2 separate regions of the Mus musculus genome follow, and region 1 is linked to region 2. A link is a loop called in an ENCODE intact Hi-C map of the cell type or tissue named here. Cell type or tissue: left cerebral cortex. All regions are shown on one strand. Each heading gives the region's core, and the rest is flanking DNA. Links, peaks and the distances in the headings are about the cores only.

Region 1 (5,373 bases), core at 147-5,146, 54 kb before region 2:
TATAGAGCCGCAAGTGGTCGGCTTCAGCGGCCTGTCGGATGACAAGAACTACAAGAGGCTGGAGAGGATTCTGACCAAACAACTTTTTGAAATTGACTCTGTGGATACGGAAGGAAAAGGAGATATCCAGCAAGCTAGGAAGCGGGCGGCACAGGAGACAGAACGTCTCCTCAAGGAGTTGGAGCAGAATGCCAACCACCCACACCGCATCGAAATCCAGAATATCTTTAAGGAGGCTCAGGCCCTTGTGAAAGACAAGATTGTGCCCTTTTACAGCGGAGGCAACTGTGTGACTGACGAGTTTGAGGAAGGCATCCAGGACATCATTCTGAGGCTGACGCACGTGAAGACCGGAGGGAAGGTCTCCTTGCGGAAAGCCAGGTACCGCACGCTCACCAAGATCTGCGCGGTACAGGAGGTTATTGAGGACTGTATGAAGAAGCAGCCGTCCCTGCCACTGTCTGAGGATGTGCATCCTTCAGTGGCCAAAATCAACTCTGTCATGTGCGAGGTGAACAAGGCCAGAGGGACGCTGATCGCACTTCTGATGGGCGTGGACAGTTCCGAGACTTGCAGGCACTTATCCTGCGTGCTGTCAGGACTGATTGCTGACTTAGATGCTCTAGATGTGTGTGGGCGTACAGAGATCAGAAATTATCGGAGGGAGGTGGTGGAAGATATCAACAAATTACTGAAATACCTAGACTTAGAAGAGGAAGCTGACAGTACACATGCATTTGACCTGGGACAGAACCATTCCATTATAAAAATAGAAAATGTTCTCAAGAGGATGAGAGAGATAAAAAATGAACTTCTCCAGGCGCAGAGCCCTCCTGAGTTGTACCTGAGGGCCAAGACAGAGCTGCAGGGCTTGATCGGACAGCTGGATGAAGTGAGTCTGGAGAAAAACCCCTGCATCCGGGAGGCCAGGAGGAGGGCGGTGATTGAGGTGCAGATCCTGATCACGTACCTGGACCTGAAGGAAGCCCTCGAGAAGAGGAAGCTGTTCCCATGTGAGGAGCACCCCCCACACAAGGCCGTGTGGGAGATCCTTGGGAACCTGTCTGAGATCCTGGGCGAAGTCCTTTCATTTGGTGGAAACCGAACTGATAAGAACTACATCCGTCTGGAGGAGCTACTGACCAAACAGTTGCTGGCTCTGGATGCCGTTGACCCACAGGGAGAAGAGAAGTGTAAGGCTGCCAGGAAACAGGCTGTGAAACTGGCCCAGAACATCCTCAGCTACCTGGACATGAAGTCGGACGAGTGGGAGTATTGATGGGCCAGGAGCTGATCTCGCTGGTTCGCACCTCATCTCCTTTAGAGAGCTCTCAGCTCATGGAGCCTAAATGTAATTTCTATGTGCATAGTCAATCTCAGTATTTATGATTTAATCAAATTATATTCAGTATTTCTGCTGCTTTTGATGTTGCAAACGAATATCATTATAGCACATTACCTTTTCCATCTGGCTCATTATCCTTACAATGTGTGGTTTGTGTTTATTTTGTGTGTTTTTAATGGGAACACGAAAAAGGCAGCATTCCTAAGTTTTAAATGGGTTGTGCAAGCATTAGATGCAGAATTTGAGAGTCTAGAAACAGATTAGACTTTTCTAACTCTAGCCTAATTTTTAACTCTAGCCTAATTAAGAGGAGGAGGAGGGAATTCCAGGGTTGAATAAAATCCAAGCATAGAAAGAGACGCTTTATTATGCTAAACAGTGCTGGGACTTTTTAAAGTTACAAGGCCTAATGGGTCCTGCCCAGTTTTAATGGGGTGGGGTTTTTGTTTGGATGGTCTGTTTTATCATAAACATTTTTGCTTGAAAAAAATCTGTCCCCCTGTGCTGTTCATTTTAGAGGGGGGATCTTGTGTCCAACACACAAAATTGATGAAGCCTAACAACCCAGGATTTGTAACCATACTGAGGAAGGGATGAAACATCACGTGATGCCTTCAAGCTACTTTTGCTGTGTGATCCCAACTTAAAATTCTCCTTATTAGTTAATAAGGATAGGGAACATTTAAATGATGTGAGTAGACCTTTAGAGAGAGAGAAAAAAAAAAGAATGTCACTCTCTACCTGTAACTGCAAGATGAAAGTCGTACCTGATGTCAGGTCACTCCAGAGCTATCAGGAGCAACTACCTGTAGCATAAATGAGATGGATTCCTGTCAGTCACAGCTGTGAAATGGACAAGCCTGTTAAACATAACGTTTTTTTACACCATGATGCGAAACACTATTGTAAATCCAGAGGGACTGGTCTCTGCAGCCATCAGACAATAACTGCAGCTGGTACCCTAATAGCACCTGCAGCTCATACTGACACTAGGACTCCTGCCTGACAATTCATTAGACCCTGTCAGTTATACAAAGGGTTTTATCCTTCCATGTGTTTCCGTGAATATTTTCTAAGTAGCCAACACTTCACGATTGTCTATTAATAAAAACAAACTTCCCAAAATTCTGCAGCGCTTTGATAACACAGGCCCCAACATAACTACCGACCTCATTCCATGTTCCCGTTTCATTACACGGCCCTATGAGAGCTGACCTTTTCAACCCTGATGAGCTGTGGTTTAATTTGGAAAAGTTTTGTAAGGAAATTCTCTTTAAACAACTACACCCAGCCGGGCAGTGGTGGCGCACGCCTTTAATCCCAGCACTTGGGAGGCAGAGACAGGCGGATTTCTGAGTTCCAGGCCAGCCTGGTCTACAAAGTGAGTTCCAGGACAGCCAAGACTATACAGAGAAACCCTGTCTCGAAAAACCAAAAATAAATAAATAAAAAATAAACAACTACACCCGTATGACAGGCCTTCTGCACCTGAAGTGATAGGCACACAGCCCTAAGCTCATTTGCACCATCATCAAAGCCCCTTACAGCTTTCCTCCAGGAAATGCTGTAGGACGCTGGGTCCTGTGGGCTTGGCAGTGAGCCACTGCAGTCCCTGCAATTCTCAATGTGGCCAGAGCTATTTGCAGCTCTTCTGTGTCCTGGCTTTAGAATGCTCAACTCTGACTAAAGGTCCTTAAATTGAGCTCTGGGGAACCACAGTACATGAGAGTCACTTTCATGTAGCTTTCACCCGGTCACTAATTCTTTAGCTTCATTTTGAGAGTCAGCCTCTCAAAGTATCCATTGTCCTGTTGAAGCAGATTTTTGTCTCTTTAAAGTGGTATTTCTGTAACCAGCCAAGACATCCTACGATGCTGGGCTTGGAGCCGTGCTTAGCACAGAAGGCTTTTTCTAGGCCAGTAGGGTTTTTGCATCTCCGCCTGTATCCTCTGGGTCCTGGAGGTGGTCACATGACCCTGGGTGGCTGTTGGGGTAGGCTTTGTCTCCATTACAGCTCCTGGGACCCAATTGTTTCATAAATAAGAAGAGCAAAGTTGAGACTGAAGTCACTTGTCCCTCTTGGGAATCATGTGTGTCACTGGGCTGCTTCGTGGGGTCGTCACTGTAATGGTTTCATGATGGTGAAGAAATTGCTGCAAGAAAACTTGCCCAGAGAAGTGTGGCCTTTGCCAGCATTAGACCACATCATTCCTGCTTCTAAACAGAGGTGTTTGCTGTCTTCAGAATCCAGATATATTTGCCTTCAGTTCATTCTTTGGCCACCTAGAGAGAAGTCTTATGACCAAGTCCCTGTTAAATGGACATTTAGTTGTTGAATGCTGTATTTTGGTAAAAATAACCTACCTGCTGGGCAGTGGTGGTGCACGCCTTTAATCCCAGCACTCGGGAGGCAGAGGCAGGCAGATTTCTGAGTTCGAGGCCAGCCTGGTCTACAAAGTGAGTTCCAGGACAGCCAGGGCTACACAGAAAAACCCTGCCTCGAAAAAAACCAAAAATAAATAAATAAATAACCTACCTATTCGCTGTCATGAAGTGCAACCAGTTTTCCTCATTTTAAATTTCTTTTTCCTGTTTTCAGTTTGAGGTTGGCTTTGAACTCCTGAGCTTGCTTCCTCCACCCCGTCAGTGCGGGGATCACAGAGGTGCACTGTCATGCCTGGCTTCTTGATGCTTTAATGCAAGCCCCCAGGTTGTTTGGTTTTTTTGGGTTTTTTTTTTTTTTTTTTTTGGTCTGTTTTGTTTTTGTCTCAGCTAATCCTATACACGTAGATTGTTTTGGGTTGGTTCGGTTTGGTGTTTTAAGGTAGGATTTCACTCTGGCCCTGGCTGGTTTCTCATGTTCTGTGTTCCTTCCGCCTCCACCGTAAGAATACTAAGATTACCAATGTGTGTCCAGAGGGCTGACCACAAAGGCCTTGTTGCTTTGAACTTGGGTATTTTCCCTTAAGGACAGAAACACCTGCCCACGATTTTGATGTGTAATCCAGAAGTGTTTCCCAAATACTGGTTCCCACCTTACGACTAGTAACCATGTGACTATCAGGGTCTCTAAAACAAGTCAGTATTCTCTTAACATAGGCACAGTAGCATACCTCTAAGTTTTGTTTTGTTTCTAAATCAAACTCGTAGCTCAGCTTAGTATGGAGAAAGATGAGCCCAAGTTCCCTGCTGACTTTAGGGAGGGGCCCTTTATGCCCTTGTGGGCTTAGGGTTGACGGTGACTACATGGAAGTACTGTCCTCAGAGTGCTTATGATGGCCTCAGCATACTCGTCTCCTTTGCCGCACAGGAGGTGACCTTGTATAAATGAGAAACGGCTGCAGGATCTTTCCTAGAAAGATCATCTTCCTGCGGAACATCACCCTTGAGAAGACTCCGTTACACTGCTACTGAGAAGCCTGTCTGTGCCCCACCCCCAAACACATGCACTCCCCACACACACTGCGGAAGGGCCTCTGGCCTGTCAGAAGTCTGACACACAGTAGGGCGATGTTTTTCTTCTGACCGTTTCCCATTGGGACTTTTGTCACTTGACCTGCACGGAGCCTTTCTTCTGCCCAAGCAGAGGCAGAGGCAACCTGGACTGTCATGAGCGGGGGGTGGGGGGTGTTTGGTTTGTTTTTGAAGATATGAGTTGTACAGATTAAAAAGAGTACTATAGGGGCTAGAGAGGTGGCTCGGCAGTTAAAAGCACTGACTGCTCTCCCAAAGGTCCTGAGTTCAAGTCGCAGCAACCACACGGTGGCTCACAACCATCCATAATGAGATCTGATACCCTCTTCTGGGATGTCTGAAGACAGCAACAGTGTACTTACATGTGGTAAGTACATAAATCTTTGGGCCAGAGAGAGCTGGGCTAGAGCAAGGTGGGCTGGATGGAGAGGAAGGGGTGTCTAGGGCTACAGTGTACTTACATGTAGTGGATAAATAAATCTTAGAGAAGAAAAAACCCTAAGGCTAAGGTTAAACACTACCCATCACCCTGCACCTGACCTCAGAGGAGTGTG
Region 2 (5,373 bases), core at 315-5,314:
CATGAGGCCCAGCGAGCCACGCTCATCATTCGCCATCCCTTCCCAGGCTGGAGACCCCGTCCTAGACTCCCCAGCTGTTCTGGGGTGGACAGCACACTGTTTCCCACTGCGTTCCACTCCAAGTCCTCGCCCCAACTGTCCTGGAACCCTCACTTTTAAATACATGTAAATGTGGTGTGTGTGTGTGACTGCCCATGAAAGCTGTTAAGTGCTGGATCTCCTGGACCTAGAGTTACAGGTGTTTGTGAGCCACCATATGTGGATGCTGCAGTTAAACCCCGGCCCTTGGCACACGTAGCATATGCCCCTAACCACTCAGCAATCTCTCCAGCTACTAAGTTTTGACTTCTTGTTGTTGACTGACTGCTGGAATGTAAGTTTCGAGGTCTCTGGTCTACGTTTTTATTCATCCACGGTGTCTTGTACGAGTGTGTTTTGAGCACGGCAGACAAGACAACAAACAGCTGTGACTTAAGTGCTAGTCCAGACTTCATGCCCTAGGTAACAACCATCTAAAACAGCAGTCTCAATGTGACAATTTCTTCGTGACATTAAATTGTTAAACTGAGTGTCAAGTTCATTACCCTTGCCCCTATATCTGAGCATGTAGGTGTTGGGGAGAAGCTGTAGGTCGGGTTCTTTGTGAATCACAGGGAGGGCGAGGATTATCAGGCACCATGTAGAAAAAAACCACCTCAGTGAGGCCAGAGCCCCGAGGACTGAGCAGCCACCCCCACCCTCAGGCACCAGGAGGGCTGGGAGACAGTGTGCTTGAGATCTAAGTGCTGGGCTCTGTACAGAGCCCGCAGTGCTCCAAGCTTCACACACATCCTCTGCCACTACTCAGCCCAACGGGAGGCAGCAGCATGCTTCGGGTCTGTCTTAGGCTGAGGCCTCAATAGAGCAGTAGGAGACAGTGCAAGGTTTTACTGAGAAAAAGTGAATTTTTAATTATCTTGTGAATCTACTTAGAAAAACACACACAAGCAATGTTCACAACTATAAATTTAAACCTTTTGCACTTAAAAAAAAAGCAAAAAAAAAAATCACGAAACAAACACAAAACCACAGGCATGAACTGTAAACCTGTATTAATTATCAACTAGCCTTAAGGTTAATTCTTAGCAGTAATTCAGTTATTTTCCTTCTTGGCAACTGTAATGTTTTAGCACCAAATGATCTCCCACAGAGGGACTAGTAAAGCTGGCTGCCGTGTGAGGAGCCGCTTCCAAAACAGTGCTCCCCACACATCATCCACTCACACCACACAAGGAGCCGCGTGCAGATGGTGTTACACTCTGACTCCCAGGGCAATGGAAACAAGACAGAGGCACGGGGTCACAGACTTTAATGTAGTGCATTCGTAGAGAAGGCCAGCCTTCGCTCCCAGGCGCGCTCGCTTTCATCCTCAGACTTTAATGTCATGATTTAGAAGATGCAGACGTTATTGCCTAAATATTACTCTATACATTTCCATCAGTGCTCTGGAAAACACCTTAAATTGCTACTTAATTTACACCATAATTACTGGGTTACAGCTTTAGCTCATTGGCAATTTTGGAAGCAATATTTTTGAAAGCTATGGATGTCCCTGATATCCGCTTAAACCGGACTCCATTCAGAGACAGTCTTGGCAGCTTACAGACTTCCATTTCCCACTGTACCAGGTTCTCTGCGTGCCCGTCGCCATGGACACAGAAGAGCAGGAAGCGCTCCCTCTGCTCGTAGTCGCAGTTATTGGCGTCCAGCACCTTGCGGATCTCCCGCATCATGTCACTGGGGTCCATGGAGCTCGTGGTCTTCATGCTCCAGGTGAAGCGCAGGGAGCGGGGCTTGGCCTCTCTGTTCTCATCCTTCTGCTCTGAAGACACATTGCGACTGAAATGCACAGGGCAGTGTATGAGTTTTCATTTACTGGAAAAAGAACCTTATTATTATTTTTTTTTAACCTTAGCTAGTTATCAATTCCTTCAGCTCAAGTGACAACTGATCCCATGCACAGCCCATTTACCAGAGGCATACACCTGTATCTCCAACCCCTAAACATAAAGAATGCACACAAAATTCTACCTGGCTGCAAAACGTCCAGGAGCCATCTGTACTGGAAACCTTTGAAATCAGGCTTAAGAGAGCCCCACTGTCCTTAGGGTGGGCGCAGACCAGCACTCTTCTGCTCTAACACACACAGCCCCTCTATTACTAATAGCATGCTTGCCACGAGTGCCACAGAGACCAGTGCTCAAAGGCTGACTCGGTGCCCCCAGCTTGGGGCTCCTGTCTCTCGGTCAGATGCTGAGTGCACAGGTAGGCCATCCGTCCTGTCACCAGCATCTACCTCACCGTCTCTAACTCCTACTGCTTCTCTCCTTGTTACAGATCTAATTTCATCACTGGAAATACCAAGGTCATGTTTCCCGGCTATCAGTTGCTCAGAAGGCTGAGAAGGAAGGATCGCAGGAGCCACGAGCTTGAGGGACCTGAACGACAGTGAGGCCCATCTCAAAATGGGCAAACGGAGCACCACAGACACCCACAACTTAGATGATCTCATTTTAATGAAACAGGGAAAAATGAAATGCTACCGCTCGCTTGTCTGTGGAGAACTGAAATGACTGGTTTGCACAAGGTGAGGGCTCAGAGCGCAGTTCAATTGCTACCTTAGATACTTCACAGCTTACAAAGGCAAGCACAAGCCTGGCAACATTCTTGGGATCCAGAAACCTTATGTGAGGAGGCAGACGCAGCACAAAAAAAAGATATTCATGGTAACGAGAAACAGGTTTGGGTTGTTGCTTGCTTCGCTTCCTCCCTTCCTTCCTTCGACAGCAGGGTCTCATGGAGCTCACTCTTGGCCTTGAACCACTGGCCTCCTGCTGTACTTGCCAAGTGTATGTGCCACCATGACTGGCGAGTTTTTGTTCTGAACAGAGATGATGCCACAAATGCAGAGGTAGGAAAGTGCAGATTGCACTTAGGACCCAGCAGACTGTATCGGAGTGACACCCAAAAGCGCTGGCCTAGCTTACAGAGCACTTGCACAGCAAGCCTTGCTTGCTCTATCTAGGAGGCAGGTTCCAGTACTGCCTTCCTACTGTGGATGGGACAATACATAGCTGGAAAGGCAGAGCTTGCTCTGCGCCCACAGGGACAGGCCTTGGGGGAGACTACCTGCTCACCTCAACTCTACCTTAAAGGGAAACCTACACAGTGCTCAGGGCCTCACAGAGACAAGCAGTAGGTGTCAAGGAAGATTTTCACTGGAACCATAGTGTCTCACCACAGCCTGTACTGGGAAGAATAGTAGGAGGCCTACCATACAGACATGGAATCCCTGAGCCTATCTGTGATTCCAGATGCACACAATGAGAGCTACACAAAACCAAAAAGCAGGCAAACAACCCCTATAATCATCATTTAAAAAGAAACGCCATCTCAGCCCTCCTGACCTTACTCAAGGCATCAAGAGACAAATGGGAACTGAGGGTGCTTAGGAAGGCGCTCCTGGCACACTGCTGCCCTCTTATGGCTGCTGGGGCAAAAAGCAGTCTCCTAGGTCCAGCAAGCAGAGCCAGCAGCCTCAAGATCATTCCAGAACCAGAACCTCAACACAGTACCAGGCCCACTATACTTGAATGAGTAAGCATCGGTCATCCCTGACATGACAATGAGGTAGGTAAGTACTTAAAATATTTGAAGTAAAAGTCTTCCCTCACCTTGAGCCCTCATATCTCCCGTTCCTCTCATATTCAGTTGGAAGTCTCAATGGACAGAACGTAGAAGCAAAGGAAAGTGGAAAGAGAAAAGAAATCTTACAAACTGGTATACAACCACTGTACATCAACAAAAACATTACACAGTGAATAAGTCTAGGCATTTTTCAGTTTCTGCTGAACTAATTTAACAACCTCCTCCTTCTCCTCCTTCTCCTCCTCCTCCTCCTCCTCCTCCTCCGTGTGACTCAGTTGGTGCTATGTTCTTAGTGAGGACAGAGCTGTGCAGAGGCAGGCTGCACATTCAGGAGAGTTGTCTTCCAGCTCCTCACACTCACGGCTTTGGACTAGAGCTGTTCTATGTTCTAGTACCGCTCTACAGAGCACAGTTCCCATTTAAAAAGAAATGGAGTTATCAGTAGACCTCCATATTCAAATATAACAGATTTGTGAAATGAAAAATTAGCTATTTGGGAAGATCACTGAAAACTCATCATGGCACTTGCATCAAAACCAACACTCTGCAGTTCAACATAGAGAGCATGTTTCATAAACAGAAAAATGCAGCCACAGGCAGACAGGAACTGTACCTTTTTCCTCTCTCTGCCTCCCTCTCTCTCTAACGGGGGTCTCTTTTATTAGCCTTGGCTAGTCTAGAACTCAGTAGAGCTCCATATGTAGACTAGGATGGTGTTGTCTGCCTCCCAGGTGACAGGTGACGAGTGTGAGCTATCACACGGGGCGAGGCTGTAACCTTAATAGCAGAGCTTCTGCTTTATACGTGCACATTCCAAGAACATCGATATTTTTGGTCTCTTATTGTCAAAACCAAAGATATTACCCCAACTGGAGCCAAGTTACTACCATGCTCTAGTCAAGCAATGACACATGCTTCCCTTATTGAGAAGTGGCTTAAAGGAACGAACGCTGTACTGGACATTATGCCGGGAAGTTACGGGCTCTTGAGTGTCTACATGTCCATCTCCAACATCGGAGGTGGCCTTTGCCAACTCGATCCTCAGTAAATAATGGTAATGTCACACAATTGTCACTTACCTTCTGCATGCTTGCGGCTAAATCATTAATTGTACACTGATTACTGAACATATCATCTTTACACAGGGGCATGCTCAGTGTTATTAGTACCAAGACAGATTATCTGGATGCTAAGTCATTCTACTGAAGAAAGAGAGTGCACAGGGCATGCACAGGCCTTTGTTGAGTGGGTGCTGCAGTGCCTTTAAAATGCTCATAGAGTTAATCCAGTTCTTTCCAGTTTCCTTTTAAGGAAATGAGGATTTAGTTCTTAGCAGAAAGTTTAGTTTTAACGCAAAGAACAACAAAAATAAACAACAACAAAAAACAGGACCAAAAGCCAGACCTGATGTTAATTGCAGGAGCTGTTGGGGGCGGGGTGAGGACTGGGGAGTAAGTGTACATATAGAAGTCCTACCTTTTGATAAACCTGAATGACATGTTTCTAAAAAGAAATTAAGCCAAAAAAAAATTAACAGAAAAGACTTTTACAAATTAAACAGAAAATCTAATTATAGAAAGAATAGAAAAAACAAACAAAAACAAACATCAGGGCTCCTCTTCTGGTCAATATTAATAAAAGCAGCATTTGTTGAAAAGTAAAATTATTGTAAACATTTGAGTGTGG

The links. A loop is a pair of places that touch in the nucleus more often than their neighbours do. Peaks named below come from ENCODE experiments on the same cell type or tissue, not always from the same donor. Only the 100,000 strongest peaks of a DNase experiment are listed, where the experiment ranks them.
Region 1: it touches region 2 in a loop (3-fold over the local background); 24 of 42 quality-filtered maps call a loop at or near these places.

Annotation. Positions count from the first base shown.
Region 1 is chr12:111,705,950-111,711,322 of GRCm38, reverse strand. Bag5 (BCL2-associated athanogene 5) reads left to right here. Exons shown (of 2, transcript NM_027404.2): 2 at 1-1,835. The coding sequence ends at 1,279. Gm36635 (a long non-coding RNA gene) reads right to left here. Exons shown (of 3, transcript XR_381975.4): 3 at 5,146-5,373. Among named protein-coding and RNA genes, the nearest start is that of Bag5, 4.6 kb to the left of the region's middle. In left cerebral cortex, for the core only: a CTCF peak has its summit at 2,983; DNase peaks (open chromatin) are centred at 198, 2,993 and 3,201; H3K27ac peaks cover 996 bases.
Region 2 is chr12:111,651,775-111,657,147 of GRCm38, reverse strand. Mark3 (MAP/microtubule affinity regulating kinase 3) reads right to left here. Exons shown (of 18, transcript NM_001370744.1): 16 at 5,164-5,190; 17 at 3,714-3,758; 18 at 925-1,878. The coding sequence ends at 1,533. Among named protein-coding and RNA genes, the nearest start is that of Ckb, 18 kb to the left of the region's middle. In left cerebral cortex, for the core only: a CTCF peak has its summit at 3,523 (motif pointing left); DNase peaks (open chromatin) are centred at 2,673, 2,861, 3,534, 3,984 and 2 more places; H3K27ac peaks cover 3,147 bases.